Regions from separate parts of the Mus musculus genome. Here all the other regions are linked to region 1. A link is a loop called in an ENCODE intact Hi-C map of the cell type or tissue named here. Cell type or tissue: heart. All regions are shown on one strand.

Evidence for each region. Hi-C counts contacts between places; a loop is a spot of excess contacts. Peaks named below come from ENCODE experiments on the same cell type or tissue, not always from the same donor. Only the 100,000 strongest peaks of a DNase experiment are listed, where the experiment ranks them.
Region 2: it touches region 1 in a loop (3-fold over the local background); 2 of 42 quality-filtered maps call a loop at or near these places.
Region 3: a loop joins it to region 1, with 12 times the contacts of the local background. A loop is called at or near these places in 20 of 42 quality-filtered maps.
Region 4: it touches region 1 in a loop (2.7-fold over the local background); 22 of 42 quality-filtered maps call a loop at or near these places.

The regions. Positions count from the first base shown.
Region 1 is chr19:44,540,234-44,548,233 of GRCm38, reverse strand. It overlaps Sec31b (Sec31 homolog B (S. cerevisiae)), which reads left to right and starts at 2,386. Exons shown (of 26, transcript NM_001033343.1): 1 at 2,386-2,446; 2 at 4,422-4,533; 3 at 4,845-4,968. The coding sequence starts at 4,455. In heart, a CTCF peak has its summit at 3,305 (motif pointing right); DNase peaks (open chromatin) are centred at 2,463, 3,313 and 3,663; H3K4me3 peaks cover 1,284 bases; H3K27ac peaks cover 863 bases; H3K27me3 peaks cover 597 bases.
Region 2 is chr19:44,416,179-44,424,178 of GRCm38, reverse strand. No RefSeq gene overlaps it. Among named protein-coding and RNA genes, the nearest start is that of Scd1, 12 kb to the right of the region's middle. In heart, a CTCF peak has its summit at 4,972 (motif pointing right); DNase peaks (open chromatin) are centred at 1,618, 5,118 and 7,758; H3K27me3 peaks cover 2,847 bases.
Region 3 is chr19:44,368,720-44,376,719 of GRCm38, reverse strand. No RefSeq gene overlaps it. Among named protein-coding and RNA genes, the nearest start is that of Scd1, 35 kb to the left of the region's middle. In heart, a CTCF peak has its summit at 3,555 (motif pointing left); a DNase peak (open chromatin) is centred at 3,559; H3K27me3 peaks cover 1,814 bases.
Region 4 is chr19:44,469,659-44,477,658 of GRCm38, reverse strand. No RefSeq gene overlaps it. Among named protein-coding and RNA genes, the nearest start is that of Wnt8b, 20 kb to the left of the region's middle. In heart, CTCF peaks have their summits at 931 (motif pointing left) and 3,315 (motif pointing right); DNase peaks (open chromatin) are centred at 2,198 and 3,228; H3K27me3 peaks cover 416 bases.

The DNA.
Region 1 (8,000 bases):
ACTCAGGAACAGTTCATTGGGGGTGTGCTTACAGTTTTAAAAGCTTGGTCCATTATCAGCATGGTGGCAAGCATTGTAGGCATGATGATGGAGATGTAGTTGAGAGCTGCATCCTGATCTGGGTTGTGAGTGGGTAGGGAGGACGGATGGATAAGAGTCTGACTGGGCCTGCCATGGGCTTTTGATCTTAAACCCCACCCCCATTGACATACATCCTCCAACACGAACATGCTTCCTTACCTTCTAACCCTTTCAAAGAGTCCCACTCCCTGGTGACCAAGCATTCAGGTATACGAGCCTTTGGGAGCCATTCTTATTCAGACCATCACATCATTCAACTTAGATATGGGCTCCATTAGTGGATTATCTGGGCAGTTAAAAAGTGCAAAATTAGGGAGTGGAACTGAAAACGTTACTTTTTGAAGAATTCTTAGATTTATTGCGGGCTGCTGAGATGGCTCAGTTGGTAAAGATATGTGGTGAACACCTGATATCAATCTTTAGGCCCTACATGGTTGGAGGAGAAAATCCATTACTTCAAGGTGTCCTCTGACCTTTGCACATGTGCTATATATAGTGTGTGTGCATCCACACTTGCACACAGAATAAATGTCATTTTAAGAAGTTTTTTTTACAAAGATATACTCTTTAATCATCTCATTCTTAAATATTTATTTATTTATATGAATGTATATGGCTGTGTGCCACCAGGAAATGATGTTGGATATTCTGGGACTGGAGTTAGGCAGTTAGAAGCTGCAATGTGGGTGCTGGGACTTGAACCTTAGGACTTTAGTGCGATTTCTTTTGTGATGCTCCATCAGTGTGGTTGGTACTTCTGCTTTATTCCCTAATTTGGGAGTACTTTCCAAGGTTCAGCTGTGTGTGTGTGTGTGTGTGTGTGTGTGTGTGTGAGAGAGAGAGAGAGAGAGAGAGAGAGAGGAAGAGAGAGAATCTCCTGTAGCCCTGGGTGCCCTTGAACTTGCTGGGTAGCTTGGGTACCTGAAGATGACCTTGAACTTTTGACCCTCCACCCTGAAGCCACCACGACTACTGGTTTCTCTAGTGCTGGGAAATAAAACCAGGGTTTCAAGCCTTAGGGCAAGCAAGCACTCTCAGCCAATCCACACCTCTAGTTCCTAAGGCTCAGACCTTGTTCACTCCCCAACTCCACCCCCATCACCGGCTCACCTGTGATAGGACACTTAAAAAAAAAAAAAAGTTAAATGTTTAGTTGTAGCAAGAATGGTCCTGGCACAGATGGTGCCACACATGGGTGTCTATCTGGTTTCAGAACTGCCCATCAGATAATGGGCACCCCAGTTTCAGAGGTGACCCGGGTAGAACTCACCATGCATCAAGTGGCACTTTTGAACCAACTTGGGCATCTTCACCTGCCACAATTACCTCCACAGTTATCTCAACTTGAAAAGCATCTGTGATATCTTCACATTCTCTTTTCCTCTGCCTCAAGGTTTTAACTCTGTTATCAGCGACACCGGGTCTCCCTTGCTCTTGGGCCCCGGCTGTCTTGAATCCTTTCCTTTCTCAGTCAGGAGAGCCAGGGCAGCTCTCCTTCAGTCACCAGTATTAATCCTGACTTTCTTCACCGGTCCCTGGGCTGCTCTATTCCTCTTGTAATTGGGTCCCTGCCTTCCTCTCTTTTTTCTCCAAAGGGATCCATACTGCCAGATACAAAATACAATTGCCACTAGTGCCTCTGACCCAATAATTTTCAGTAATTCCCTGTTAACCGCAGAATTAATTGGTATTCCACAATTTATCTATCAGTACTTGTTCTTGATCAGTCTCTTTGACTTACTGTATGGGAAATGCCAGCATGCCCATTAGCTGCTTTGGCCCCCCTTTTTGCTGAAATATCACCTAGTGTTCTTTCAGCTCCAAGGAGTAATGCCCATGTCATGTGCCTGAAATCTTCCATGAAGTGCCTGGTTCACAGTTGTCTCTTTTTCCACACACAGCCGTTAATCAGTTTGTGGACACCCTCTACTAGTAGGCTCCAGTGTGCACCACTACTATTTACAACCTCGATTGCTTTTTAGCTAAATAGATCACACTGAGAGCTCATGGGCTTCCCTCACTTTAATAACTACATAATAAATTGAATTAGTGTTTTCCCTTTCTATACACAGGAGCCTGACTCAAATAGAATAGACTAGCATGTACTGGTGTGGGGGCTAGAACTGTGCAATCCCAGGGCAAGTGAGGCAGGCCCTGCTGGGAAACCTCTGCGCTATCGCTCTCGGTGCAGATTAGTGTTGAGGAGCTCAGCTAGGCGAGCAGAGGGAGTGGGTCGCCAGCTGTGGCCAGGGCAAATTGACTTTTGGCCCTCGGCAGCCGCCGTCCGCAGCGCGGTGCGCCCTTGGTTGGGACAGGACCGGCCCAGGCGGTCGCCTGTGACCCCTGACCTGGGCGCTCGGAACAGGTGGGTTTCCCCTGCGGGTCTGGGGTCCCGGAGCACCGCTCCTCCCACGGGAGGACGCCGGGGAGCTCGCCTTGACCACACCCGGGCTGCCACGCCTCTGGAGCACCAGTACGAATCCCCCCAGCTGGACCCGGTCCCGCTCCCCTTGCCACACAGTGTCCCCAACCCCGCCGAGGTCCAGCAGCGCTGCGCGCGCCTCCGACTGCCCCCCAAGCCTTGACTTGACCGGGCCCTCAGCCTGCACACTGTCGCGGTGCCCTGGCCAGTGGTAACTGACCGTCAAGCGCCTTGTATGGCAGTCAGCAGGCGAGAAGCCGTGTTGACCTTCTCCCTAAGGACTGGACTGCCAAGGGTCGTCCTCCCTGATAGTGGTTCCCCGACCCTATCAGCCCGCCACTGCTCTGGCTGTTCTGATCCTAACGAGGGTTTTTCTTATAAAATGATGCCTCAGAGCAAAGTGGATGAAAAGAGCATTTCTCAGCCGGGCGTGGTGGCGCACGCCTTTAATCCCAGCACTCGGGAGGCAGAAGCAGACGGATTTCTGAGTTCGAGGCCAGCCTGGTCTACAAAGTGAGTTCCAGGACAGCCAGGGCTATAAAGAGAAACCCTGTCTCGAAAAAAACCAAAAAAAAAAAAAAAAAAAAAAAGCATTTCTCCCGTCCTTCTGTCAATGGTTTAAGCACGTCATGAAAGCTTTGCTTAAATTAATATAATGGTTAAAAGCACGGGGTTTACATTGCGGCTTAGCCGGCTGTTTTCTATGTAAAACAAAGTAACAATTTATAGAAATTTCTAGTTGTGCCTGGCAAATGCGCTGTTGCTGGTCGCTGCGCTTCTGTACAGGATGGTTCTGACCAGCAGGTGGCACTGGTGACGAAATAGTGTAGTTCGCTGGTCACTGATAAAGCGGAGCTTCAGGAGTTTAGAAGCTCCCAGAAACAAGCTTAACTGACAGCCCCAAGCTTTTTTCAAGCTGGAAAGTACAATAGAGATTAAGTACTATTATCGCCTGCTTTTATAGGTGAGGCTGACCTGACTGGGTTGCTCAAGCAGGTCACAAATAGTTCTAAGTGTCCTTCTTTACCTTTCAGCCCTTTCGCTGGCCCGTGAGGATGAGACCTTGAGTATACATTAGAAGTGGAAATCACAGAGTTAAAATGAATGCGGTGTGGGGGCTTCACACTTGCCAAGTAGAGACAGGACGATCATTCTCAGTTACCTAGCAAGTTTGAGGCCAGTCTGGGCTACGGGAGACCATGCGCCCCCTCCCGCAAAAGGAAAGGGTCTGAAAAGATGGCTCTGTTGGTAAGAGCACCCGCTGGGTTCCCGGGGCGCTCACATTGTAGCTCACAGCCATCTGTAGCTCCAGTTCCAGGGGCTCCAACACTCTCTTCTGGCCTCTGAAGGCATTAGGTACCCGTGTGGTACACAGACATACATGCAGGCAACACACACACATATCTATGAATGTTATAATTTTAAATATATTAAGATAAGTTCTTACTTTGTATGTAGTCCACGCCAGGCTTGCCTGAACTTATGATTCTAATGCCTCAGCCTCTTGAATGCTTGGATCATAGATGTACATTATAGCTAGAAATATTTAATTATCCATTTCCCTTGGGAATTGGTACTCAGAGGACAGATGTGTGTCAATGACATAAATACAGGGTTCCCTGGCACAGATACAATATTTAAAACCAAGGGAATCAGGCAACGTCACTGAGAAATTACCTAGTTTGATGGTTATTGTCGGTAGAACTGTAGTAACCAATGTTGATTAAAGACCTTGGGAGTTTAGATAATCAGTTTTAGCCATTGGGTAAGCGAACTGTCAGATGAGCTTGTTTTTCTCATTCTGTTTTTTGCTGGACTACTTCATCTTGTAGAGAAGAGAGACCATCTCTGTGTCCACAGACGCTCCCTGGATCACTGGCCCTAAGATTTTTTTTTTAATTATTATTTCTATTTTTAGTGGGCCAAAGGTCATATATGTTTCCCGGAAACCATGAAGTTGAAAGAACTTGAGAAGCCAGCTGTCCAAGCGTGGAGCCCGGCCAGGCAGTACCCTGTGTATCTGGCCACAGGTACGATGACACGACAGACCAGGAGCTACTAGAAGTCAGCCATCAAAGGAAAACTCAGTATCTAGAATTCCTTAATGACCATGAGAGACAGCTGTAGGATTATGTCAGGTTGGGTACCTGGTAACAGCCTTGGACTAGGGCCTGAGGGCGGCACCTCATGCTTTCCTTGCGGTTACCTCTAGAGAAAAGGATGCTCCTATCTCTCTTCTGTTCTGTTTCCTCCCCGCTCCCTAACCTATTAGTACCCAGTATTTTCCCATGCATACATTGTTGCTCATTTGCTGCCTCTTCTTTCCTTTCCATGTGACTAGGAACATCTGCTCAGCAACTAGATGCCTCCTTTAGCACAAATGCCACCCTGGAAATATTTGAGATTGATTTCAGGGACCCTTCTCTGGACTTGAAACACAAAGGAATTCTTTCTGTCTCCAGCAGGTACTATGTTGGGTCTATGAGTGGGTATTCAGGTCAGACCCTGATGGATATACTGATAGAGGGTCCTAGGGGTGGTGTGTGCAATTCAGGGATCATGGGGGTGAGAAGTATGGGGAACAGGAGTTATGTTTCAGAGGAGGTCGTGCTGGTCAAAGGGACTTGAGAACTAACCACTTTCACCTTACTAGGCAGTGGCAGCAGCAGCAGCAGTATCAGGCAGCGTGCAGGTGATAGAGCTATCTTGCACAAGCCAGGACTACCTGTATCAGGTCTCCTTTTGAACCCATGGACATTGATTCCTCCCTCCCTTGGCTTTTGTTAGGACAGCAAGCTTACACAATACCACACTCTTCTGCCAACAAGGAGGATGACGAACGATCTCTCCTCATGGCTCTTGGGTGTTGATTGGGTGTCGCAGGTTTCGTGGCTCTTGCGAGCTGGATGCTCTGCTCGTAGGTTTCTTGGCTGTCTTGTGCAAGAGCAATGAAAAGAGGATCATTGATCCTCTCCTTTATAATGGCAGAAATGGCTGCAAGAAATCCTTGAGGAGCTTGGTAGGAGAGCACTATCACTGGGACCCTTCAGATTCTACTCAGTCCTCAGAATAAGCCTGAATTAGACATGCCACTACTTCCATTTTACATGGGCGATGGAAGCCTTAAGAAGGTGGACTTGGAATGGAAGCATGTTCCCATCTGAGTGCCAAGTCTTCTTCCTAGTATGTCACAGCTTTTGTCTTTAGACAAAGTCTTGCTAAGGCTGGCTTTGAACTCACTGTCCTCCCAACTCATCCTCCTGAGAAGCTGGTATAGATATGTCTCGCTGTACCTGGCTCTATTCCTTTTTAAGGGCTTTGTGGAAAATGGCATGTATAGCCTGACACAATAGTCAGCAGGTTTTTGTACTGTCAGGAAAAAAAGTGTAAATATTCACTATAGTCCACTTCATATTTAATAAGTAGTATACACGTTACCACACTACTGATCTTATATAGATATCAGGTATCTATATAAAATATGTAAGTATTTTTCTTATAGCTCAGGACATTTTCTTGACCGCTTTAACCTAGAGATTTTTGGTCTCTATTGCAGCCTTCCATCTGATAATTGGTAGGCCCCTATTCTATCTTCCCTTCTGCCAGTCATCTTATGCATTGCTGTCATGGAAAGCACAGTTGTGTTGGGTTGTAGCCTAGCTGTGATGCTAATTAAGCTGTGTGCTTTGGAGTGAGTTACGTTGGTTGCCTTGTATTTTCTCACTTACTTTTGAAGAAGAAGAAGAGATCATACAAGATAATTTCTTTTTCTTTTTCTTTTTTTAAAAGATTTATTTATTTATTATATGTGAGTACACTGTAGCTATCTTCAGACACTCCGGAAGAGGGCATTAGATCTTGTTACGAATGGTTGTGAGCCACCATGTGGTTGCTGGGATTTGAACTCAGGACCTTCGGAAGAGTAGTCAGCGCTCTTAACCGCTGAGCCATCTCACCAGCCCATACAAGATCATTTCTAAGACCCTGCCGAGACATGCACCCAGATCGTACATCCAGTCTCTCCCCACTTTCCCTGTGGGATTTCTCTGTCCTTTGTTTCCCCTTAAAATTTCTTAGGAGGGCTGTCAATGTGGCTCATGAGGAAAAGGTGCTTGCTGCAAAAGCCCAGCAACTGGAGTTCAGTCCCCAGAACCTACATAACGTGGAAGGAGAGGACCAAGACCATGATGCTGTCCTCTGACCTTCACATTGGTGCTGCAGCACACACACCATGAAAACCACAATATTAATAATAAAAAGATTTAAGAGCCGGGTGTGGTGATTCACGACTTTAATCCCAACACTCGGGAGGCAGAGGCAGGCGGATTTCTGAGTTCAAGGCCAGCCTGGTCTACAAAGTGAGTTCCAGGACAGCCAGGGCTATACAAAGAAATGCTGTCTCAAAAAACAAACAAACAAACAAACAAACAAATAAATAAATAAAATTTAAGCCCTCAGCCCTTCTAGGGGTTTGAATGAAAATGGCTCCTATAGGCTCTTACAGAATGGCACTATGAGGAGGTGTGCCACAGACTGGACTCAGTCGGTCCCTCAACCTGTGAGAGAATCAGGGTTCTGGTACTCAAGTGGACAAAGAGTCTATGGGGTGACAGACACCAGAGAGAGTATTGGATCTGAGTGCAGTTTCTCAAAGTGAGCATCAGACTTATATTACAGAAGAAAGCAAGGAAGCTAAGTGATACATCAAGGTACATTGAGGTTACAGAGGAATGCATACATAAAAGCTGACAGGAACCAGGCAGTGTTTACAACTGGGATAAAAAGCAGCCCCACCTAAGGTCAGCTTAGTCCTAGAAGCCAGGGGCAAGGCCTTTATGCCCTTGCCATAGTTCCAATTCTAGTCTTTTGTATAATCCACCTTCTTCCTAGGCCATTGTAAATTCCTGTATATGGGAGTGACTCAGCTGTTATTCTAATTATTTACTCCAGTTCCTTCTTAGACCACAATCTTCCTTCTTCCTAGGCCATTGTAAATTCCTGTATATGGGAGTGACTCAGCTGTTATTCTAAGTTTACTTTGTAGAACTAGTCCTGAGATTTCTAGTTCTTATCCAGTAAATTGTAATGCCTGACTCCTTTCACTATCTACACTGGAGGCATTTCTTCTGAATGAGTAGCATTCTTACTAAATTAAAAACCCAAGGGCAGCTCAACGATTTCCTAGGATATTGGAACACTGGTGGAGGCCAATCTAACGTAGCTATATGTCAAATCATTCCTTGGAGGCACTTATAATAAAACAATACTGAAGGAAAGCACACAGATCCATTCACTGACTGATGCAGGGACAAGTTTAGAGCATTCATGCTATGGGATGCAAAGACTCCAAGAGACTAAGTTTCCGTAAAACTGTTTGCCTCAGAGCTGTGGCCAAGCTTTTGGGCCTGTCACGCAGTTTCCACTGGAGTGGGTATGGCAGAGATGTGGCCTTGTTGGAGTAGGTGTGGCCTTGTTGGAGGAAGTGTGTCACTGGGGT
Region 2 (8,000 bases), 120 kb after region 1:
GGCTGTGCTCTCAGTCAGTGTTATCCCACACAGTCCTACAGGCAAAGAAGCCCAGAGTCCCCAACAGCACATCTTTTTTTTAATCTTTTTTTTTTTAAAGATTTATCTTATTTATTATATGTAAGTACACTGTAGCTGTCTTCAGACACTCCAGAAGAGGGCGTCAGATCTCATTACGAATGGTTGTGAGCCACCATGTGGTTGCTGGGATTTGAACTCAGAACCTTTGGAAGAGCAGTCAGTGCTCTTAACCGCTGAGCCATCTCTCCAGCCCATACAGCACATCTTTTTATCCAGCCCTCCCTGTCCTGACCCCATCTTCACCAGTCCTTCCTTGCCCATCCAGTAACCCCCAGGACCTGACTACAGCATCTACACTCCTGCTTGCCCTCCTACCAAGTCCCTATGGGAGACGGAGTGAGGATACTGGGTCGGAGTGAGGCTGTGAATGGGGCAAGCATCTGTTTCAGGTAGGGTGGTCGAGAGACTCCTTACCTCAGTATTCCATGCATCAACCACGCTCCCCTTCAACCCATGAGTCCCCAGATAATGACTGTGCCAAGTGACCTTTCTAGCAGACCAGAAGCCTGGCCTCTGTGTCCTGCGGCAGGCAACACTGATGCAGGTAGATGAGAGACACCAAAATTTCACATCTTCCTCTGATCACCTGCCTTCCACAAAGCCATTCAAGCTCCCTTCAGATTCTCACACCCCAGGAGAGCCCTCTCCCAGCCCTAAACCTATGGTGCAAAGACAGAAATGGAGACAGCAACTGGACACCAGGGTTCTCTGTGTCTTCTCCTGGTATCTGTCTTCAGGCTTCTTGGGTTGAGGCTCAGGGAGAGCCACACTGGAGACAGTGCAGAGCCTCATGGTCACAGGGAATGGGGGCCACTCTAGGCAGGATTGTCCCAGGCTCTGTTCCCTGGTTTCTGCAGTTCCTGCCCCCCTTAGGACTTCCTACAATACTCATGGGGAAGACGGCTCCTACTCTTAAGTTAGAAATAGGAACACAAGCTCAAACTGGCACCGACAAAAGACAGCCAAGGGACCAGCACCTGAGAGCAGCTTCTACCCATCTATGTGGGGAGGCTGAGATCCTCTCAGATACAGAGCATCAATGGTTGGACATCAATGACATTAATCCTCTCCCTCTCCTCCTCTCTCTGTGTCCTCTCTGCAAGGCTCGGTCTAGGACAGTGAAGAAAAAGTGGCTGTCGTATTCCTGAACCTGTCACATGAATTTCCTGCCCAAGGCCTAGGCACTGGAAAGGGGTGACTCCCTTCAGTCTGCATCTAAGGACTGTCTTATCCTCCCTAGAAGGACAAGTGTCCATCTCTCCGCTGTTCCAGACAGTGAGATCCACTGCGGTGCCAGCTTTCCTTGGAGAAAAGAGTGAGAAGCTGGGCCAAGGGGGAGCATCTTGCATTGGATCAGCTGAGCGAGGAGGGAGCCAAGAGACTTTTATACAATTGCACAGGGACTCCTGACAAGGGTCAGGAACGGGTGTCAACAGTGTGGTCCCCAAGAAGCAGAGGGGAACATGAGATGGTTTCCCATTCCCTTGGGCAATCCTGAATTCCGGTGGAGGCAGGGGTCTGAGTGGACCTGAGGACATCCTCCTCGTGTGACAAGTCTCCTCATATGACAGAGCTCCAGGCCACATCGTCACTCTCCTGGAACCCATCCAGCCCCTTTTCCTGCTCAGTACTGAGCCCTTTTCCTCCTGTGTGGATCACACTATACCGCCCTATGGGGCAGGCTATACCGCACAGGTTGAGAAATCTCAGTCAGCTCACTCATTCCTCTGCTGTTTAAACTTACTCAAGAAGCCACAAATGTTCTAGTCAAGAGGCATCTCATGAGAGTTTTTCCCAATATTTCTCTAAGCTCTCAAGCTTCAGGGCCCACTCGACTTTTCCTGTTAGACGGGTAAACAGAGGTCAAAACGGCAGGCTGTTGCCAAGCCAGGCTGGGTGGTGTTCAAAAATGGACTATGCTGCAGGGTTCAATGAACTGGGGTTAAGGTGAGGTTATACAATACATGAGACTGAAGACATAGAGGAAGCCAGAAGAAGGCCTCTGGAGAACCCCATTAATGATTGAATAGTTCAAATGAAGAGACCTTGGAACCCGGCATCAACTCTTGCCTAACGAACAGCAGATGAAATATGAAGAGGATAAAGCCTGCCTTGAAGCCAGGTAGTGGCCTTTGGTCCCAGCACTTGGGAGGCAAAGGCAAGTGGATCTCTGAGTTTGAGGCCAGCCTGGTCTACAGAGTGAGTTCCAGGACAGCCAGGGCTACACAGAGTAACTTTGTCTCGGCAGAAAAACAAAACAAAAACAAAACCAAAAAAAAAAGCCCTACCTTGATCCATGTTTGAAGAGGTTATTCAAAGAAAAGCGAGAGGAGACTGGCGGATGTAGACTGGTCTTGTAGTTGAGCTCTGTGGATGTGTTGGTCTGGATGTGTTTATGAATTTGCTTCAACCTGAATCACAATTTAAGAACGATTCTTTTTTCTGCAGATGTCTCACCCTAGATGAATGTCTATTTATCTAAATTATAATTTATTTACGCTATTATGCCATAAAACAGATGGGGGCAGACAGTATGTGTGGAGTGAGGACCCCCAGACTCAGGCTGCCTCTTGACCAGCTAAGCAAAAGCTCATATATAGTTCGTGTCAGCCTCAAGCTCACAGCAATCCTCCCGCCTCAATTTCCCAAGTTTTAGGATTATAGGTATGCACCATCGGGTCATGCACCCCTTTTCTGCCCTGTGGAGAGGGTTGTGGAAAACCGAGCTCCCCCGAGATTCAGAAATAATTTGTGCCCACAAGCAGAGGAGAGCAGACCAAGTTCTAGGGATCCTCAGGTTGGCTTGAGGCAGCCAGGAGCCCTCGTGGTCACAGGAACATGAGCCGAGCTGAGCCCAGATACCTGCATCAGATCCTTCCCTCCAGGTCTGCAACCAGCCTCATTTCCATTACGAAACTGGGTTATCTCCTTAGAACCTGGAAAAGGGACAGACGTTCATGAAAGGATGAGACAAGCAGGCAAAAACACCCAGAGATTCGGTTTCTGTTTGAGAATTGAGAAATGGTGGCTCTTTATCCCTTCGTCTCTTCCACCTTCCAATCCCAGATCTAGGACTCAGTCAGCATTGTTGACAACAGCTTCTCTTACAATGATAAATTTTAACAATGAAAAAAAAAAAAAGCTTAAATAAATTACGACGTAGTTTCAAAAGGAGTGATCCTGGAAGACTTACTTGTGTTTTGGAATGATATCCAAGGTCATAATAAAGTATTTACCACGTACTGTATTGTCACATATACCTACCGTGTAGCGGAGTCTAACCAGGATAAAATAAATTTGAAAATAGCAGTGGTCATTTCTAGGCAACTCCGGGTGCTTTTCAGCTCTGCCTATTTTTTTTCTGCAACATTTGATGTTTGTTATAGTTGGAAAACAATTGCCTAAGGCAGGACAGCAGTCTGTCTTTCTGAGACTTGAGGGTTGTTCGATCCTAGACTCAGAGATTCCTCTGCAGCTCGGCAGGCCATTGTGGCGTCCTCCAGACAGTGGGGACATCCTATGAATGGCTTCCTCATGGCTTCCTCTCTGCAGGTTCCAGCTGGAGGGGGAGGACTGTGGTAGGATGTGTGCTGAGTGTGACAAGAGCCAGAGTGAGAGGGACAGCAGCTCCCAGAGATTCACAGGAATGGGAATGGAGCTGGAGGGAAATGGCACTGAGGTGAGCTTTGTAAGTGGGAAGAAAGAAAGGAAGAGAGAGAGAGAGAGAGAGAGAGAGAGAGAGAGAGAGAGAGAGAAAAGAAAAGAAAAGAAAAGAAAAGAAAAGAAAAGAAAAGAAAAGAAAAGAAAAGAAAAGAGACAACAAACAAAGCAAGCATGCCTGTCATGCACTTAGCACCCAGAGGCCAAGCATGTGATAATATATTATCTCAGTTAACTCTCATATAATCTGTGTGTGTGTGTGTTATTCAAATGTGTGTCCATGTATGTGTTATATACAAGTATCTGTATTTGTGTGTTGGATACAAGTGGGTGGGTGTGTGCTAGATACAAATGAGTGTGTGTTGGATACAAGTGAGTGTGTGTGTGTGTGTTGTACACAAGAGTGTGTATGTGTGGACGGGATGGCCGTGAAAGTCAGAAGTTGGCACAGGCTGTCACTACGGCTACACTTTCTCCTTGAGACAGAGCCTGTCCCTGAACTTGGTGCTCACCTTTCAGCTAAACTGGTTGGCCAGTGTCTTGGTTGTTTTGTCTGTATTTGTCAACCCAACACAAGCAAGAGTCACCTGGGAAGAGGATCATCGGTTGGGAAATTACCTCCATCGGATTGCTTCTGGGCAGGTCTGTGGGCTGTCTTCTTGCTTAATGATTGGTGTGAGAAAGCCCAGTCCACTGGATATGGCGCCACCTCTGAGCGAGTGGTCCTGCGTTGTGTGATAATCAGGGCTGAGTGCACCACGGGGAACAAGCCAGTAGCCAAGCTTCCCCCACAGCCTTTGCTTTCGCTCCTTCCGTCAATGATCAACTGTGACCAGTGTAAGCCAAATAAGCCCTCTTCTCTCCACGTTGCTTCTGGCCATGGCCTTTATCACGGCAATAGAAAGCGAACTAGAACAACTGGTGTGCCCCAGGAGCCTCACAACTCTCCCCCCCCACACACACACACCCTATCCCCAACTCCACTGAGGCTCCAAACCCAGGGCCTCATATTTGTGCAGCAAACACCTTACATGCCGAGCTGTCTCTCAGGCCCACCTCTCGAATTCATAGAATATCATGGGGTCAGTGTTCGTGGTCAGAAGAAACTGGGGTTCAGAGAGATTACTCGCCATGGAATTAATCTTCAGTATCAGGACTGTGATAAAAAGGAAAAACATCTGCTTAATTCACACAGAAGACCTTAATGATGCTTTTCCCGGTATGGCCACCAGGTGGCAGCAGGTCCCTAGGACCTACCTCTGTTCCCACTATGGCTCTCCTCCAAAGGGGTCCTAAACTGGCACCAATTCTCCCCCCCATCCCCTTCCCTCTGGGTAGCTGAAAGCTGTTGTCTGGCTCTGCCAACAGATCCTAACCCCCAGGGATTGGTCACTCGAGGTGTCTGGTAGCCCTCTGGGTGGAGTTGGGTCCTCTGAGAAGCGGGCAGAAACTACACTACCTTGCAAGCCTTCTGGAGAAGAGGTGGGGCTGAGCTCACAGGAGTCAGTGGCTCAGATGCTCACTTCTATCCCTGAGCGAGGGAGATGGGAGTAGGGAGTTGGTGAATTACTGTGGTGTGGCCTAAAAAGGTGGGAATTTGTAAAACTTTTAGCGAGTCAAAATCGGCCACCAGAGGTGTCCTGTATCCGCCAGGACTAGGCTTGCTTTCTGATTGGCCTCTCTGTTTCTGGGTCAGGAGCTATGAAGGGGAGTGTGGCCTCAGGTACACATTGCTGGTCAGTGGCTCTCCCTGTAATTGGAGCTCCGTGATACAGGCCTTCTCCTTGCGGCCTCCTTTGGAAAACTGGCAGGCTCCGCTCTTGGGAGTGACCACCTGCTTCCGACCTCTGAAGGGAGACGCCACTCCTTACCCCCCACTTTCTGTGCTGACCACCCTGCCTTCTGCCAATACCTTCCCAGCAATCAGAGCATAATCTCCGCACCCCTCCCTGAATGGGACCCTGACGCTGGACACCCAGACATTCTCACCAAGTCCACTCTGGCTCTTCCTACATCGTTGATGCCTTCTTGCTTAGAGTCCTTAACTGTGGATGCCTGCCAGCCTCAGCACCCCTGACCCAGGCCCAGACACCAGCCTGACTTGGCAACAGGTGGCTTGGCCAGCATCAGGTCTCACACCATTTTTGGACAACCAGTTTCTCGGATCACTCTACCCGGTAGCAGAGTCAACAATGAGGTCACTGCCACGAGCAAGACCAAGTAGATGACAGGCAGCCATCGCTTTGCCAGGTGGCCCAGAGGGCAAGGTTATTATAGGGCAACAGGAAGAATATGCTGGCACCTACCTGACTGTGGAAAAAAGGTTTGTGAAGAGAGTGTTAGGGAAGAGAATGCAGGGCTGCTGGGATTGTCCTGGGAACCAACAGATCGCAAACCCCCTCTGAGTTTCTATAGGTGTTCTGTAAGGTTGGAAGCATTGTGGTGAGGCTGAGCTCTTGACCCCCACCCCCATGGAGAGCCCACCTGTGGCTCTCTAATCCACTAACAGGCATTCCCCAAGCACCTATTATACCCATTTTCCCAAGGAAGTTTACAGATCCCAGGCTGCCGGACTCCCAGACACCAGAGGGGTTCAGAAAATGGCGCATCCCCACCTGTATGATGGGTACACCTTTAGTAAATGCGACCTTTTCTCTCTGCATCCTTAGCAGCACACGTTGCTCCAAAGGAATTCCCCTCCTTGCCTCCTAACACCCAGGAACTTGACAGCCTGGCTTCGGAGAGCTGTGGGCTACTCACTAACCACATGATTGGAAACTTTCTGCTGCAAGGGCCTGGTTTCTCTCTCTCTCTCTCTCATCAAAGCCCCTTGACATACTGTCTGTTTACCTTGGGGACTGAACTCACCTGGGAGCCTCCACCATGCTGTCTGTCTGTCTGTCTGTCTGCCTGTGGCCTTAATACTCTTCTAATGAATCTCTTACCCAAAAGAAGTTTGCCTCAGTGGTCCCCCTTAAACTCCAAACCTTCCACTGTTTTAACAGAAGACAGAGACTGCAAGAGCCTGTCTGAGGCCAACAACATGGCCAATCCAGAGCCCCTTTGGGAAGAAAGAGGAAAATAATCCTGGTCTTTGAAAGGGAATCCAGCCAGACCCTAGCAGGGAACAGCACGAAAGGCCTGGAAACGCACCACAGTTACATTCACTTGTGCCTTGGGTTCCAAAGGCAAAGCTGTGGACCTGGTTGGGTTTTCCCTTTCCCATCTTGGGCAGGGAGGCAAAAGGGATTGGAAAGCAGAGGAGAAGACATTTTCTAGACTTTTCAGACTGTCCCTTACTTAGGGGTCAGGACAAAGGGGTCTGTTTGGAGTGTGTCCATAGGACACTGGGTGGTGGGAGAAGCAAGAGAAGCGGGGGGGGGGGGGGACTGGTAATTCCTTTCAACTGTACTTAGCAGATCTGTTCTGTGGCTGGAAGAACCATGTAGCAAGAAAAACGTGCAAAGTCCCTGCATGCATTATCAGACTTAGATTCTGGTACCTTTCTGCCACAGGATCCCCAACCTTAGCAACTTTTCTGAGGATTAAAGAACAAAGGTAGCACCCAGGTGGTTGTCACAGAGTCACAGAGCTAAGATCATAGTACACAACATTAAAATGCTGCTCCATCCTCCTCGAGCCTGTTTGCTCACCCTGCCCAATTTTAGGGGTTTCTCTGTCTAGAAGGCCTCTCCTTCCCTAAACGGTTACCCCACTTGACAGGCTGTTTGCGTCTGTATCATCAGGGACTGGCCTGTGTAGTTGGCTTTTGTGCTTTGTCCCATGTCTCCTAGAAATCTGTGACCTCCCCAAGGTGCCAGGGAGCTTTGTTTAGTTGCTCCTCACAGAGTGGAGCATTGGATTTCTGCTGGGCACAGAGGAAGCTCAGTCAACACTCGGGCCCCAGGGAGTTATCTTGGCACCGAAGGATGGCATGGGAGAATCACAGACTCCTGGCTGAGAAATGCTCAGGGGAAGCTGGGGTTAGGTCATGGCCAGCTGCCCTCTGGACTTCACAGCCCTGCTGTGGGCTGTTCAGTGCTGTGTCAGTGCGGACCAAGGGTGACATCAGTCCAGGGAGGTTACTGCAGGGTGAGGCAAGATGGGCAGGGACAGTGGGCTGACTGTCTACGCTCCTGTGGAAGCAGAGGTTACATGACAACAGGGAAGGCACCTTGTATCGAAGTAGGGGGAGGGAAAGAGGGTGAAGGTGGCAAGAGTCCACCAGGTGGAAGGAGGGTGGCAAAGGCTAGGATCTG
Region 3 (8,000 bases), 170 kb after region 1:
CACAGATGACTGCTTTCACACAGCTGCCTGTGGATACAATGTATCTTTGTGACGTTTGTTCTTTCCCTTCTGCATTTAGCTTATTCAAATGGCCTCTTCCTTTGTGCCAGGAAGCAGCAGGCCCCTGGGGTTCTCCGTGTGAAATAGGTGTGAAGCATATCCTGGGCTTGCAGAAGGGCTGCAGGTTGGACCCTCTTAGCAAGAAGATGGACCTCTGACCGCCTAGGTTAGTCAGACTCTTTCCCTGAGAGTTCCTTACTTACCAAGACAAAGGAAGCCCCACCCTCATATCCACCCCTCCCCCCCTCACTCAATAAATGTCTATGAAATCCTGACAAAAGGAATCAAGAGTCCCAACACTGGGGAGATAAGAGCCAGAAGGATCTTTTTTGTACACCCTTTTTTGTACTACTTAGCCTGGGCTAAGTTGTAAGACATGGAAAGGGGGGACGGGGGAGAAGGAGGGAGGGAAAGGAGAAAGAGAAGAGTGGTTTCATATTCATCTTTTTAAAAAATGAAAACTTTAGCCAACTTGAAAATACAAAGTACCAACAAACTGTACCCACTTCTTGGATTTCTGTTGAGAAAGCTGAGTTAAGTAGGAAAGCACATACAAGAGGCTGTGGTGGTCAGTCTTCACAGAGCTGAGTAACCACATGCCCATCTTGAAACTGGGATGGGGCATGGGATACTCTAGCCAGGTCAGGCTTCTCCAGTCATGACTTTTGGCCCTAACATGACTGCATGCTATGTGTAGGTCTGAAAGCTAAATTAACCCTCTGCCAACTTAGCTTATGAAATGTTTCCCGGCAATTTATAATAATGTGTTGAAAGGCAAAGCCTGGCCCAAGGGCCTTTTAAACCTGACTTGCCTAATATCCACTCTTAGAATAAGGTGGAAAACACATAAAAGAGAATTTTCAAAAGCTTACCCTTCCATTCACAGGGTCTCAACCAGGGAAGGCATACATGTGTAAGGTTTATAAAACCAGCTAACAGACAGGCACATAACATAAGATAAACATAGCCTTTCCCCTTATTTTGACATTTTATAGACCTCTAATCTATTATTTGGGTTTTTTGTTGTTGTTGTTGTTTTGATTTGTTTTATAAAATAGGGTTTCTCTGTGTAGCCCTAGAGCTCAATTCTGTAGACCAGGCTGACCTTGAACTCACAAAGATCCACCTGCCTCTACCTCCTGAGTTCTGGCATTAAAGGTGTGCTCCACCACCACCTGGCTACAATCCCTCATCTTTATTTATTTATTTATTTATTTATTTATTTATTACATGTAAGTACACTGTAGCTGTCTTCAGACACTCCAGAAGAGGGAGTCAGATCTCATTACGGGTGGTTGTGAGCCACCATGTGGTTGCTGGGATTTGAACTTTGGACCTTCGGAAGAGCAGTCGGACGCTCTTACCCACTGAGCCATCTCACCAACCCTACAATCCCTAATCTTGAAGGCTGGATTCTGACTTCTCAAACTGATCAGTAGTCCACAGCAGAAGGTTTGCAGTGGGCAGAGCTGGCCCCGGTTAGCTCCTCTTTCACGCTAATGCTGTCCTGGGCGGCAGAGTTCATGAATGCCTTCCTGTGAATGCTGTAGCTCTCATGGTGAAGTTCCCATCATATGTCATTAAAACGGTCACCTTCTTGTGTCTGGTGAGGTATATGAGGGGTATAACACCTTGGGAAGACACACACACGGGCATTGCTTATCAAGAGGGACATTCTGGTAAGGCATTCTAGAGTTACAGCCTCTGGTCTAAAAGAGTAAACATACCTGGTCCTACCCCTTCTTCTCATGGGTAGTACCATGACAAAAGTAGGAGACAGGGCATTAAAAGATGGTGGGGTGAGGGGGCCACAACAGGAACTACTTTATGTAAGTCCATGTGGATACATACTTGCAATTTTTTTCATTAGCTTTTTATTAAAGTAACTCACATCCCTGGAATAGATCAGGTGGTGAGAGCTTACAGCAGGGACTCCCCCCCCCCTTCTATTTGCAACATTTTCACAGGGACTATTCCCTTGAATGCATCACTCTCCGAGTACTTGCCTTGACAACCCTTGAGTCTACCGAGATAGTCAGTCTTGGACTTGGGATGCAAGGGACACAGAACATACATCATCCCAAACTCCGAGAATTTTGTGAGGATGATGGAAAGAAGTTTTACTTTATTCCAAATTTTATTTGAATTAAATTGCTGGTACCTGTCTTACATCTCCTGCTCTGCTTTTGGCACACAGCAGGGCATCCTCAGACACACTGCTGGTATAGCACCTTTGGTTCTGCTAATAGCGAGCAATACTGCTCCTGCAAATGCCTTGATGAAAAAAGTTAAGACAGCTACTTTTGCTAATCATTTAGCAGAAAATGTTACTAATGCTCTGAGTGTTTAAGAGAATGTAGATAGGTGTTTGGAACAATGGATTGATGCTCTTTATTGATACTATATTCAAATTATTGTAAAGGAGGTTCAGAGTCTAAGAGTAAGGAGCCATCTCCAGTGTCATGCTAAATACCAATAGACTTGTGTTGCTTCTAACACTTACAATGGCAGTCACTATAATTGGGAGAAAATTCAAAGACACTTGCAGGGTATTTGGCATAATTCTAACACCTCTCTGGATGTTTTAACTTTGTGTAACAAGATTATGAATTTAAACAGTGCTGCTCCACTGAGTTTAATTCTGTGGATACTGCCAATAAAATTATTCATGGCTTAAGGTCAATATTTTCATCTTGGTCAAGCTTCAAGAATGGCTTATATAGCTTGAGCGTGTTGGCCCTTCTTGTCCTGGGAATACTTTTATTCCAGTCCATTTTGATAAAACTTGCCTTTAATAACATCATGTATCTTGGTGGCCAACGTATATAGCTTGAAACTAAAAATGGATTCCCAGACAGAGTCTTTAACAGGCTACCAGTGTGAACCAATGCCGTGTTTACTGCACCCTCCTGGCTGGAATATGACTTGGATCTGTCCCATGCCTGGTCATATTCCATCATGTGATTAGGGTAAGGGGTTTGAGATTTATTTAAAGAGCATCTGGAAAGATGTCTCGGCCTTTAAGACATCCCACCACCCACTCCAGTCCTGAGGGATCTGGCACCCTCCTTTGGCCTCTGAAGGGCACTGGGAATGCATGCAATGAACAGGCATACATGCAGACAAAACCATCCATACACAAAATAGTTGGGCTGGAGAGATGGTTTAGCAGTTAAGAGCACTGACTGCTTTTCCAGAGGTCCTGAGTTCAATTCCCAGCAACCATATGGTGGCTTACAACCATCTGTGATGGGATCTGATGCCTTCTTCTGGTGTGTCTGAAGACAGGGACAGTGTACCCAAATACATAAAATAAATAAATATTAAAAAAAAATAGTCATTTAAGAAGATTCTTGGAAATTGCTTAAATATTCCTTTCTTCACCAAATATTTATTCACCTTCACAGCACTCGAGGCCATCAGCACACACTGGCTTCACTTCTCCAAGGCTGCCCTGTTCACCCAACCCCGGATCCATCTTGCAATCATAGGCGCCCCCTTGTGGTACATGAAGACCTCTCATGTACTGCACGCCTCTGTAGTTATGTCTACACCTGCCCATCTACCCTGCTCCGTGAAGCCTCCGCCTTGCTTATCCACCAGCTTTGGATAGAAATTGTTCATAAAGGAAACAGAATAAGAACAGAGGAGGAGAGGTAAAGAAGACAAGGAGAATGGGGGGGGGGGAGAGAAGAGGAGTGGGATGAGATAAACATTGGCTTATTACGGAGTATGGGGTCATGGCAGGGAGTTCATTTTAACTACATATTAGAGGGTAGAAATACTGAGACTCAGAAAATGAAAGTGCATATTACCATGCTGACTTTAAGTCTAATTCTTTTGCCTTGCTGGAAAAACAAGATTATACTGACATTTATCTGACACGGAAAATTGAGAAAGGGATTTCTTTAGGTCACGTGGTCCACGTACCAGCGGTAGGAGAATTAGAGTGTGGTGAGCAGAAAGGAGGCAAAGTGAAGACAGGACACCCTTGTCACTACGTGCCCTTGGTTTAGAAATGAGGGATAGACTCAACAATGTGAGCTGAGGCTTTACCAAGGGGCCCAAATACCCTGGGGACAGACTCTTCCCAATCGATCTGTCATCCTGCCACTCTACCCTGGGGCATACATTCCAATTCCTGACTTGTTCCCTAGTTTTGAAAGCAAATGGATAAACATAATCTAGCACTGGGCTTACCGCTTGCATGGAATCTTTGTTAAAATGCATATTTGTTGTCTGAGAAAAACCAATGTGTAAGTGGTGGTTCTGACGATATGCTCGGAAATCTGCCTGTGAAGGCTGAAGTCCTGTTCCCCAATTGGTTCTTGATGGATCAATAAAGATGCTAGCAGCCAGTGGCTAGGCAGAAGAGGTGGACTTCCAGGTTCCCAGAGGCAGGTTAAGATGCAGCAGGAGGAGAAGGGGTCACCCACTCTGTGAGATCTCAGGTGGGATGGCCATTGGCCACTTCCCTGACTGGGCCTAGGGTAGCAGGCAGGAGATTAGAAACACATCTAAGCTGAGGGCAGATTTAGGATGCTGAGCAAGGAGAAGATAACTGGGCAACTGAGGGAAGGATTAGAGAGGTTTGAGCTGGAAGTGAAGAGAAGGGAGCGCTAGCTGAGGAAGGCTTAGAAGAGTCAGGCCATTGAGATAAAAGCATATTAAAAATAAGCTAATGTGTGTGGGGGGTCTTTCATCCGAGTATCCAAGGGGACCTGGGCAGTGGGCTTGTAGTGCTCTCTGCCCGGAGCTTAAAGCAGAATAGTAGAAACTACACAATTCATCAACAGGGTTTAAAAAGAGAACTCTTTTGTTTTGTTTTGTTTTGGCTTGGTTTGATTTGGTTTGGTTTGGTTTGGTTTGGTTTGGTTTGGTTTGGTTTTGGTTTTTTGAGACAGGGTTTCTCTGTGTAGCCCTAGCTGTCCTGGAACTCACTTTGTAGACCTGGCTGGTCTCTAACTCAGAAATCTGCCTGCCTCTGTCTCCCAAGTGCTGGGATTAAAGATGTGCGCCACCACTGCCCGGCCAGAAAGAGAACTCTTTAAACATCCCCCACACTATGGCATGGTATTATGGATAAGGTCAAGAAATAAATACCTAATGAAAGGTACATTGGTCCATGTACTGTAAGAAGGACAGCAATAAGCCAGATGCAATCACAATGTGGAAATGGCAGGTACAGGAGGCTTAGAGGGGATCTGGTATGGGGAGGAAGCCTGGAAAACTTTCTAGAGAGTTGGAAAAAAGCAGGGTTAGCTAGCTCCGTCTTAGTGGGAGAAGGATAGGGGACAGTAGCATGTAGAGAAGAGAGAGTACTCATTCTCAGGTTCTGCCATTGGAACATGGGAATAGAGGGAACGTGCTCAGAGACGAAGGACAGGCTTAAGCGGGAAGGCACCTTGTCCCAGAGGGCTGACATCGCCAGGCTTCACCCCAGTAAAACCAATAAAGAGTTCTTAACAGGGAGTCTGAACGCAGGGTGTGATTTTCCAAAGATCATTCTGGATGCAGTATGGTCAGTGACATGCACAGTGCTCCGGTGAGGAAGCCATTCCTGTGGCCTCGGTGACTGAGTCTGAGGGCTCTCTCCTGAGGAGAAAATGAAAAGCTTGAGATTTGAAAAGGAGGGCAAGGGTTGGAGTGTAGTTCAAGTGACTGGGTGGTTGCCTAGCCTTCATAAAGCCTTGAGTTTGAACCGATGGTGGCAACACACCTGTAAAGCCAGCATTTGGAAGGAAGAAGGAGAGGGACAAGGTTATCATCCTTGTCTACATAGCAAGTTCAAAGCCAGCCTGGGCTGTATGAGACTCTGCCTCAAAACAAACAAACAAACAAAACACACACATACACACAAACACACACAAACAAACAAAAACTGAGAAAGAAAGGTCTTATGAGATCTTGACAGGAAAGATCTTGGCCTCTTTGTTCCCTGAAGTCTGTCTTTTCAGTCTAAGGGGACTCGGGAGCGTCCCCTTTCGTCGAATTCCATGTCCAGTCATTTGGAGACTCAGGGCAGGGAGCTTCTGAAGTGACTGAGTGGGAGGGGACTAATAATTAAGTTATATAATTAGTCTTGGGTCGGTCAAATCCTCCCCGTTCCACGAAGATCAAAGATTTACTGTCAAGACTTGGAAGGCCAATGGAACTCATCTCTCACAGACAGATTACATAACATCCTTAAGCAGACATGAAGACACACCCCTATTGAGACATCTCTTTGCCTCTGTGTGCCGCTCAACCTGTGTCTGCAAAGGAGCTAGGCAGCAGAGAGACTAAAGAATATTTATTTAAGAGGCCCCAGGTTCGAGTCCCAGTACCTGCATGATAGTCCATACTACCTGTTGATCCAGTCTCTGGGAACATGAAGTTCTCTTCTGGTCTCCACAGATACTGGGAATGCACATGGTACACAGACATAAATCCATTTTTTAAAAGAAAGCAGGAAATAAAATAGTCTTTTTAAGATTATTGTGTCTCTTCAAGACTGTAGAACAGAAATCTAGGTCCACCCTTTCCAGACACCCCTGCCTTCCCAGGTCTCAGACCGACCTGTAAGAGCCCTGGATCCCACCAGCCCTGCAGTCTAGAACCTGCGCAGTACACGGCTTCCCCAGGCAGCCCATTCTTGGCCCCTTTGTTCCCTGAAGTCTGTCTTTTCAGTCTAAGGGGACTCGAGAGCATCCCCTCTTCTTCGCATTCTATGTCCAGTCAATTCACCGCCTTGTCATTCATTCACCTCCAAAAGTGCTGGCTCAGAAGAGGGTAGAGAGGATTGAGCAGGCATCTGAGGTCAAGAGCACAGAAAGCCCGATCTCTCCCCAGAGGGCAGGCTCTCCAGGGTATGGCAGGCTCTCACTGGGTGTGTTCAGAAACCAGGTGACATCAAGGAATAAGGAAACGATAGCAAGGATGTTTTCAATGGACTTTGTCAGCTGGCAGTGTGGTTTTGTGTGACTGTCCCCACAAAGCGCTGTTTGTAGTGTGCAGTTGAGGTTATGAGGATTAAGGGATTTAGAGGTGCACTCAAAATCATCCGAGCCTGGGACTTAATTAAAAACACGAGCGTTGGGCCAATGAGACGGCTCAGTGGGTAAGTGGCTTGCTGCCAAGTCCCATGGCCTAAGTTTGATTCCTGAAACCCACATGTGGAAGGCAAGAACAGCAAGCTATCTTCTGACCACAATGTGAGTGCAGCCCACGTACACATCCACTCACAATGAGTAATTTAAAAAAAAAAAATCTTCATTTCCCTCTCGCTTACCCATCTCATCTACCCAGGGATGGTTTTCCAAACCCCTCACACTCCCTGTTTTAAATGTCCACAGATCATTACAGTGCAGCAGAGGCTCCTTCAGTGGGTCCCTAAGATGCACCCAATCAACAAATATTCTTAACTTCAAAAGAGGTATGGCTTGGGGGCTGGCGAGATGGCTCAGTGGTTAAGAGCGCCAACTGCCCTTCCGGAGGTCCCGAGTTCAAATCCCAGCAACCACATGGTGGCTCACAACCATCCGTAACAAAATCTGATGCCCTCTTCTGGAGTATCTGAAGACAGCTACAGTGTACTTACATATAATAAATAAATAAATCTTTTTTAAAAATCCATTCAAAAAGCATGACTTATTTTAAAAAAAAAAAGTATGGCTTAGTGATGATGAAAGGGAAGCAAAATTCAAAGGATCTGGAGGCCTGGAATTTTCTGGATTAGGAAGGTGAGTGCACTCCAGTAGGTAAGTGCCATCTTTGTCAAAACCAAGAGTCTGTCCAAACACAGCAGCCACACAACCATAGATGCCTGCACTGATGGGTTTTAGACTGGTCCGTTAGAGCAGGGCTTCTGCAGGTTCCTCCTTCCCTGCCTGAGTCTGAGGCATATCCTCAGACGTAGCATCCTGTAAGCACACTTGCCAGTCCTTGCAACTCCAGTCAAG
Region 4 (8,000 bases), 71 kb after region 1:
GAGGATCTTTCCACAAGTAAAACTGACATCACTGTCAGGACAATCTTGTCTGTAAGCTGCTGTCTATCAACATTGCTCCAACACAGTCCATTCATTCACTCAGCGTCTATGTCATAGGTGCTCATGACAAGTTAGGTGTTGCCTGGGCACTAGGGATTCAGCTGTGATGAGCAAAAAGAGCCTTTGTTGCCATGGTGATATCACAGGGACGTGGAAAACAAACGGCAAAGGGTTTCATTTGATACATAGTGTGAAAGAAGATGATGGAAACAGTAGGAGGGTTTTAAGCAGAGAGATATCATGACATGGCTTATATTCAGAAATGTGCTCTGGTTGCTGAGCAAAGAAAGGATTAAAGGACTCACAGGCAGGAGCTGGGAGCACCATGCAGACAGGCTCTGCAGTGGTCCAGGAGCAGGGAGCAATATGAAGGCAGACTCTATAGTCATCCAGGTCGAAGACGAGGGTGATTTTGCCAAGAGCAGAAGCAGTAGACAGCAAAAATTTTCCAGTAGTTTGGATCCATCCTTTCCAAAAGGAGCTAAGTTTCTATTATTTTTAAAATTAAAATAATACAGATGCTGCTGCTGCTGCTGCTACTGCTGCTGCTGTTGCTGTTTGAGACAGGGCCTCTCTTTTTAGTTCTAAATGTCCTGACTCGTGGTTCAGGTTGGCCTCGAACACACAGAAATTCCCCACCTCTGCCTCCTGAGTGTTGAGATTAAAGGTCTGCACCACCAGGTAGGCTTTTGTAAGAACCATCTTTAGCAATGTTTTCTGAATGGTATGTGTTTGTCCATCATCGGAGGCCTGGGAGAACATTCTTAGAAATGACAGCTCTAATCAAAGCAATGCCATTATGGTGTTGGGCAGTCTTGATGAAGCTGTGCTTTTGCTTTTGACATCAGCAATGGCTCCCCCTTTTGGTCGTTTCCTTGAAATCACTCCATGCTTATTGGAAATAATGCCAAAAAGATGTGTTAGGGCATATCCAAAAGAAGCTTGTGTGCCAGGCTGTCATGTCACTGAAAGTGTGTCTTTGCTGTGTTGGGCATCAAATCCAGAGCCTTGTGCAAGCGAAGCAAACACTCTACCACAGAGCTATCTGGTGCTCCCTCCCCTGTGTACACCAGGTACACATACGGTGCCTATATATACATCCATGCAGGCAAAGCACTCACACACAAAATAAAAAGGAATCTTTAAAAAGAAAAACACTATTAAGTTACTGTGTGTGTGTGTGCACCTACAACGCTTGCATGATTTTATGTGCACTCTGTAATTCTGGAGCTACAGATAGTTGTGAGTGTGGGTGCTGGGAACAGAATCCAGGTCCTCTGGAAGAACAGAAAGTGCCTTTAATTATTGAGCCACATGTCTAACTCCTTGAGACACAGTCTTGCCATGTAGCCAGGGCTGGCCTCGTATCACTGTGTAGGACAAATTGTTCTTGAACTTTTTACTTCTCCTGCCTCAGGCTCCTGAAGGTTGAGGTAACAGGCCTGTGCCACCACGACCAGCTTCAGTGAAGATGTTTATGAATGAAGGGACGTCATGATCAAAAGCATTTATGGACGAGGTTAACTTGCATTGGCGCGGTCTTGGGATCGATTCCTGCCATGCCTCGCTCCTTGACCCAGGATAAAATAAAGATTGGAGTAAGAGTGAGACAGGAAAATCACCGAGAAAACTCTTGCACTGCACAGATCAGAAATAATAAGGATCTAGATTAGAATGGTGTAGCTGGAACTGCACAGGGAGTAATGGGTCGGCCCACAGAATGCCGTGGAACCAATGAGTGTTAGTCAGAGGGATGGAAGTATTCAAGGATGGATGCCAGAGATGCTGAGTCTGAATGCCAGGCGCCATCACAAGGAAGTAAGATGCGGAAAGAGAGCCGACTCAAGGATAAAAGAAGTAGGATAGATTGTTTCACAACTACACAGATATATAGCACTTAAAATGGCTAAGGTGATACAAAGGACATTGTGTTTTTTTATGAAGAAAAGAAAGACGCAGAAGTTGAGGAATTGTGTGGTAACATTGGGCTGTTCTGTTAGCAACTGCAGGCTGGAGGGAAGAAGGCCATAGTTGTGAGTTTTCCCGTATATTACAGGAACAAGTGCAGACCATTTGGCTTAAGTCCTGCTATGGAAAAGTGCCTAGTGACCCTGTGCGCTTGTCCAAGAGCCTTGAGTCTCCAGAGGTCGGACACTTCTTGGCTTTCTTTTCTTCATGGGATGTTGGTGCTGAGGCCAAGCAGCTGTCTTCAGAACAGGGCATAAAACCCCATGCGCATTGTGGGTTCACGGGAGTGGAGGGCATTGAAGAGAGCAGCATTGAAGAGATAGCAGTAAGGCTGTTCTCACTGCTGGGAAGAGCTGACACTTGCTAGACACCATGGGCAGCCTGGGTGCTCAGTAGAGACCAGGATCACATTTAAGGCTTACAGCAGCCTCGGAGGCAGGCAGGTGACTGTCTCCGTTTGCTGTCAGGAACAGGAAACATTAGGAGACATTTTAAATCATCCCACAGCGAGGAAAATGTTAATTCAGGACACAAACCCAGATCTGACTGATGCTGAGGACAGCCAGGTCCTGTCCTGTTTCCCTCCCTAGGACGCTCTCAGTACACTGAAGAAAGGGGACACTGCAGCTTGGTTCTTGGAATCCATGACAAGGTGGGTCACAGGGCCACTCACTAAATGGGCTTCAGGAAACTGAGCAGGCTGCCCTGGGCATGCAGATCCCTAGAGCATACAGCAGAATTCTGTTCATTGTTACTGAACTAAGAAAAGGGAGTTCACGGAGTCCCACAAGGGCCAAGCCCCTTAAGATTGCCTCTGCTCTCTTATTTCTTTGTAAACCACACAACAACAACATCTGGTGAGATCTGAGGGAATGGTGACCGAATGTCTCCCCACATTTAGGAGTCAGACTTTCCTGGGAAGCAATCTGGAAGTCTGTAAGAGATTTCCCTTGGCGATTGTGTTGGAAGCCAGGTTTGGGAACTTTTGGAAGCATCCCAAGAAAGGGGTGTTGAGAGTTGGGGTGGCTTTCCTCATGGAAAGGACCAGATGAGGAGGATTCTAAGGAAAGCCAGTGGACATAAATAGCCTGCCAGCTTCTTTCTGTGATCTCCCCCTTTTCCTACCTCCCTGTTTATGCCTTTTTATGCCTGGTTCCTGCAGTCATGAAGTTTTCCTGCCCCTTGCAGGGAGGACAGTAACACTCGGAACAGCAGCGCCGCACAGTGGAAAGGAACAAACACTACAGCGCCAAGCACGTCGCAGGATGGCACTTTAGTAGATCCAGAGGCTGCAGGTGCCCACGTGTCCTGCAGGGGGCAGCACGTCCCTACATGTCTACGTAGGGACTGTCTGGAGGTCATGGGTGCCTGAGGAGAACTCCATGGAAAGGACATGGGGTTGGAGATCTGTGTCTGAAACCTCAGTCATCCACGTTGTGAAACTAGAATAAACTGGAAGAGACTAAGTGCTGAGGCGGGAGCTAGCCTTGTCTTGAAGTTGAACTTAATTGACTGTCATGGTTGGTGTTCTGGGTGGCTTTCTAAATACAAGTCTGACAGACACTTCTTCGAGAGAATTCTTTTTTAATATGTACATGGGTCAGACATTACTTGACACATTAGGCTTCTCTTTTAGTGATATTTCAACACTGTGACAGGTAGGTTTGTGTTGGTAGGACAGTGTTGGGTCACAATAGTACTGGTTTTGTTGTTTTGTTGTTGTTGAGGGTATTTGTCTAAGGCTTATTATTGCCTTTATTGATTTGTATGTGTGTGAAGACACATTTGCTTATGAGTACCAAGTGCATGCATGTGCCCACAGAAGCCAGAATGCTCACATACCCTGGGACTAGAGTTACAGTTGTAGCTGCTTATGAGTGTGGGAACGGAACACCATTCGTCTTCAAGAGCAGTAATACACTTAACCATTGGGCCATCTCTCCAGCTCCAGTAAGGTTTCTCTCCTCTCCCCCTCTCCCTCCTTAATGTAGCTCTGGCGGTCCCAGGGACTTACTATGTAGACCAGGCTAGCCTTGAACTCTGAGACACACCTACCTCTGCTGGAATTAAAGGCAAGCACCACCACATCTGGTTTAATTACACATGTTTTAATTGGTCCCCACCTGGTAAAATTCTTTCCTCTCCCATTTTACATTTCTGATGGTTGCTCCTGGACACACTCTTATCAATGGCACGATTAGTGACTCAGCGAAATCAATACACCCAGAATGACTATATAATAGAGAATATATAAATGTCTACTCAACTACTTGGTTGGGTTTTTTTTAATTAATTAAAGACACTTCAATGCTGCATAGTATTTGTATATCTTTATACAGCACAACTGGTAATTTATGGCAGTTCAATGCATACAATGTATAATAATCAATCGGGATAGTAAACATTTCCTTCTCTTCAAACATGAGTTATCCTTTAAAGTTATTATTAAATTACTTTATTTACTCTGTGAGTGTGTGTGTGGGCAGTGTAATAGGCATGGCACATACGTAGAGATCAGAGGATAATGTGGGAGTTGGTTCTCTCCTTCCATTGTGTGTGACCTGAGGGTCAAATTCAGGTCACTGGTCATAAATAGCGAGTGCGACCACCCACTGAGCATCTGGCTGGCCCAAACGCTGGTTATTTTTATATGTTGGAAATGTTATCCTTGAGTCAATATGATTCCATCCTATAAAAGATTAACTTAATAGTTTCCGAGAACACTGTATTTGAACTTTTTGTGTCTGGCTTATTGCATCTGACACAATGACCTCCGGTTCCACCTGTGTTGCTGCAAGTCACAGGTCTTCATTCTTGTTTGTGGCTGACTAATACACCATTGCATACACCACATTTCAAACTCTACCCATCCTCTGAAAGGCGTGTGGGTGATTTCACACTTTTATCATTGTGAACAGCGCCGTAATCACCATGGGAGCACAAGTGTCTTTTGGGGGTAACAATGCCACCATCTTTGAACTTATACCAGTTGTGGGGTCACTGATGCCTATGGCTTCTATATTCAGTTTTGTGAGAAATTTCTAGATTGTTTTTATGACTGTTAGAGTTACTGTTCCCTTTAACAACTGTCTTATTGGTTTTTTTGAAGGGGAAGGTTTGTTTTGTTGTGTTGTCTCTTTGATAACAGCCATCCTAACTGGGTGAGGGGAAAGTTCACTGGTTTTTAAGATTTATTTTTATTATTTTTTTAGGTATGTGTATTTATTTCACCTATGTGCATGCATATGTGTTTGTGTATGCTCTCTGTTCCCCCATCCCTCTCTCTCTCTCTCTCTCTCTCTCTCTCTCTCTCTCTCTCTGCGTGTGTGTGTGTGTGTGTGTGTGTGTGTGTGTGTGTGTGTTGTAGGCATTTGCAGAGGCTAGACTGGGAGAGGGGTATCAGATACCCTGCCTGGCGCTAGTTACAGGGAGTTGTAAACTGCATAAAGTGATTGCTGGGAATTGAACCTGGGTCCTCTGGAAGAGCAGCAAGTACTCTTAACCACTGAGCTGTCTCTCCAGTCCCTGATGTTCAGCTTTTGAATTCCCTATACATTCTGCATATCAATCACAAACAGAAGATTGGAAATAGGTCTCAGCTATAACTAATAATCAACTCAGAGTGGATCAAAGGCCTCAGGCCCACGAATGGTACAAAGGACAAGATCTCATCCTTTCGCAGTTGAATGTTATGAGTTGAGTGCATGCTGCTGGAGGGTTTTGGTTTGCTTGCTTGCTTGGGCTGATAGAATGTTTTGGCCATTTATCTCTTGATGGGCATTTGGGTTGCTTGGATGATGTAATGAACACGAGAGTGCAGGTGTCTCTTTGACAAACCAACTTCGCCTCATTTGGATAGCGTTCCAATACCGAGCCTTTCAGTACTTTGGTATGTTAGTCCGTTTTATTGAGACAGGGTCTTGTGATCCCTGACTGGCCTCAAACTTACTATATAGCTGGGATGACATTTAATGTCTGACCCTCCTGCCTCTATCTGCCTAGTGCTGGGATTGCCAGCCTAATTTTAATTGTGTGTATGTGTGTGCCATGGTATGCACGTGTATACACGTGTGTGCTGATGAGTACATCTGTGCATGCACTTGTGGAAAGCAGTGAAGATGCTGGCTATCTGCCTCCCCTTCTGATTTAGTCGCGCACTGAACCTAGAACTTATTATTTTGATAGACTGGTTGGCCAGCAAGCTTCTGACCGACTCTGCCCAGGAACAACACTGAAGTGACAAGCATGTGTGCCTATGCCGTGCTTTTCCTTGGGTGATCTGCCTGTCTCTACACTCCAGTGCTAAGCACTCCCAGCTTTTTAATGGGACTGCTTGGAATTTAAACTCATGATCTTATGTTTGCACAGCAAATGCTCTTATCCACTGAGCCTTCCCTCCAGTACTTTCCCCCTAGTTTTTAATTTTGAGGACCCTCCAAAAATGTTTTTCAAAACAACTCGCTTATTTTAATTTTCACTAGCAATGATCCTATTTTATAGCTCTGTGAGATTGAACCACTGACCTACATCTCTAGACCCTTATTTTTAAAATTATTTATTTAATATATTATGACTACACTGTTGCTGTCTTCAGACACACCAGAAGAGGGCAACAGATCCCATTACAGATGGTCGTGAGCCACCATGAGGTTGCTGGGAATTGAACTCAGGACCTCTGGAAGAGCAGTCAGTGCTCTTAGCCACTGAGCCATCTCTCCAGCCCAAGACCCTTATTGTTAATAAATGTACTTGGGCCTATACTTTGGGAAGAACATGGCGATGGCTATTTCTGGTCCTCTTCTTGACTACATCTGCAATGAACTATAATCCAGAAATGAAAGGCATACCTGTGGTCAGATCTTGAGGCTGGAAGACACAGGTTTCTGACTTGGTTCTTGTCATGGAGATCTTGAGGCATAGTGGCCATGAAAAGCTTAGGCCCAGGCAAGTTAGTACATGCCTTTAATCCCAGGAGACAGAGGCAAGCAGATCTCTGAGTTCAAAGCCAGCCTGGAACAAAGCAAATTCCAGACCCAGGCTTGGTAGTACACACTTTTAATCTGGGGCACACCTTCTACTAGAGGCCTGCATCAGGACATTGGAAGAAAACTTCACCCTTTTTTTTTTTTCTGTTCAAATTGCATGATATAGATATTAAGGTTGAATAATGAAGAAAGATATTTTAGAGCGCATGCATTGGGAATCACATGAATTTCTTGAAACCTCAAAGCCTGCTGCCAGTGACACACCTCACCCACCAAGGCCACACCTCCTAATCCTTTCCAAACAGTTTTGTCAATGTGGTGACAAGTATTCAAATAAACGAGCCACTCTCATCCACACCACCACATTCCTAGGCCCTCACAGGCTTGTAGCAATATCTGTTAATGCAAAATGCATTTAAGTTCAGTGACTAAAGCCCCTATACTCATTCACAGTTCCAACACTGTCTGAGAGTCCACAGTCCAAGTCTCCTCTGAGAGTCAAGGGAATATCTTCATGGTAAGCACCCGTGAAATCAAAAAGCAAATCATATACTATTGCCTGAGCTTTTGTCCCCGCCGGCAAGAACACACTCAGGACAACCGGAATCTTCTGCGGCAAAAGCTTTATTGCTTACTTCTCAGGAAGACCCCGAACCCGGAAAATGGCGCTGCTTATATAGCCCGCAGCATGACGTTTCAGCACCTGATGTGGCGTGACAGCACCTGATTAGTTGCTCGCCCATCACCCCATTACTACGCCCCAAAATAGGCAGTGACTGGGCGTGAGTTCACTCTCGAACCTGTGTACAAGGCTTGTGTACAAGGCTTGTTTACTAGTTAGGCACAGTGGAGGCCAGTGCCATCTTATAATGGCGATTGCTCGCGGCACGCACGGCTCTCCACAATATACTTCCAACATACAGTGGCGCATAAGATAGATTGCAAAACGGAGGAATGGAGGCATGGGTGAGGAAATATTGAACCAAA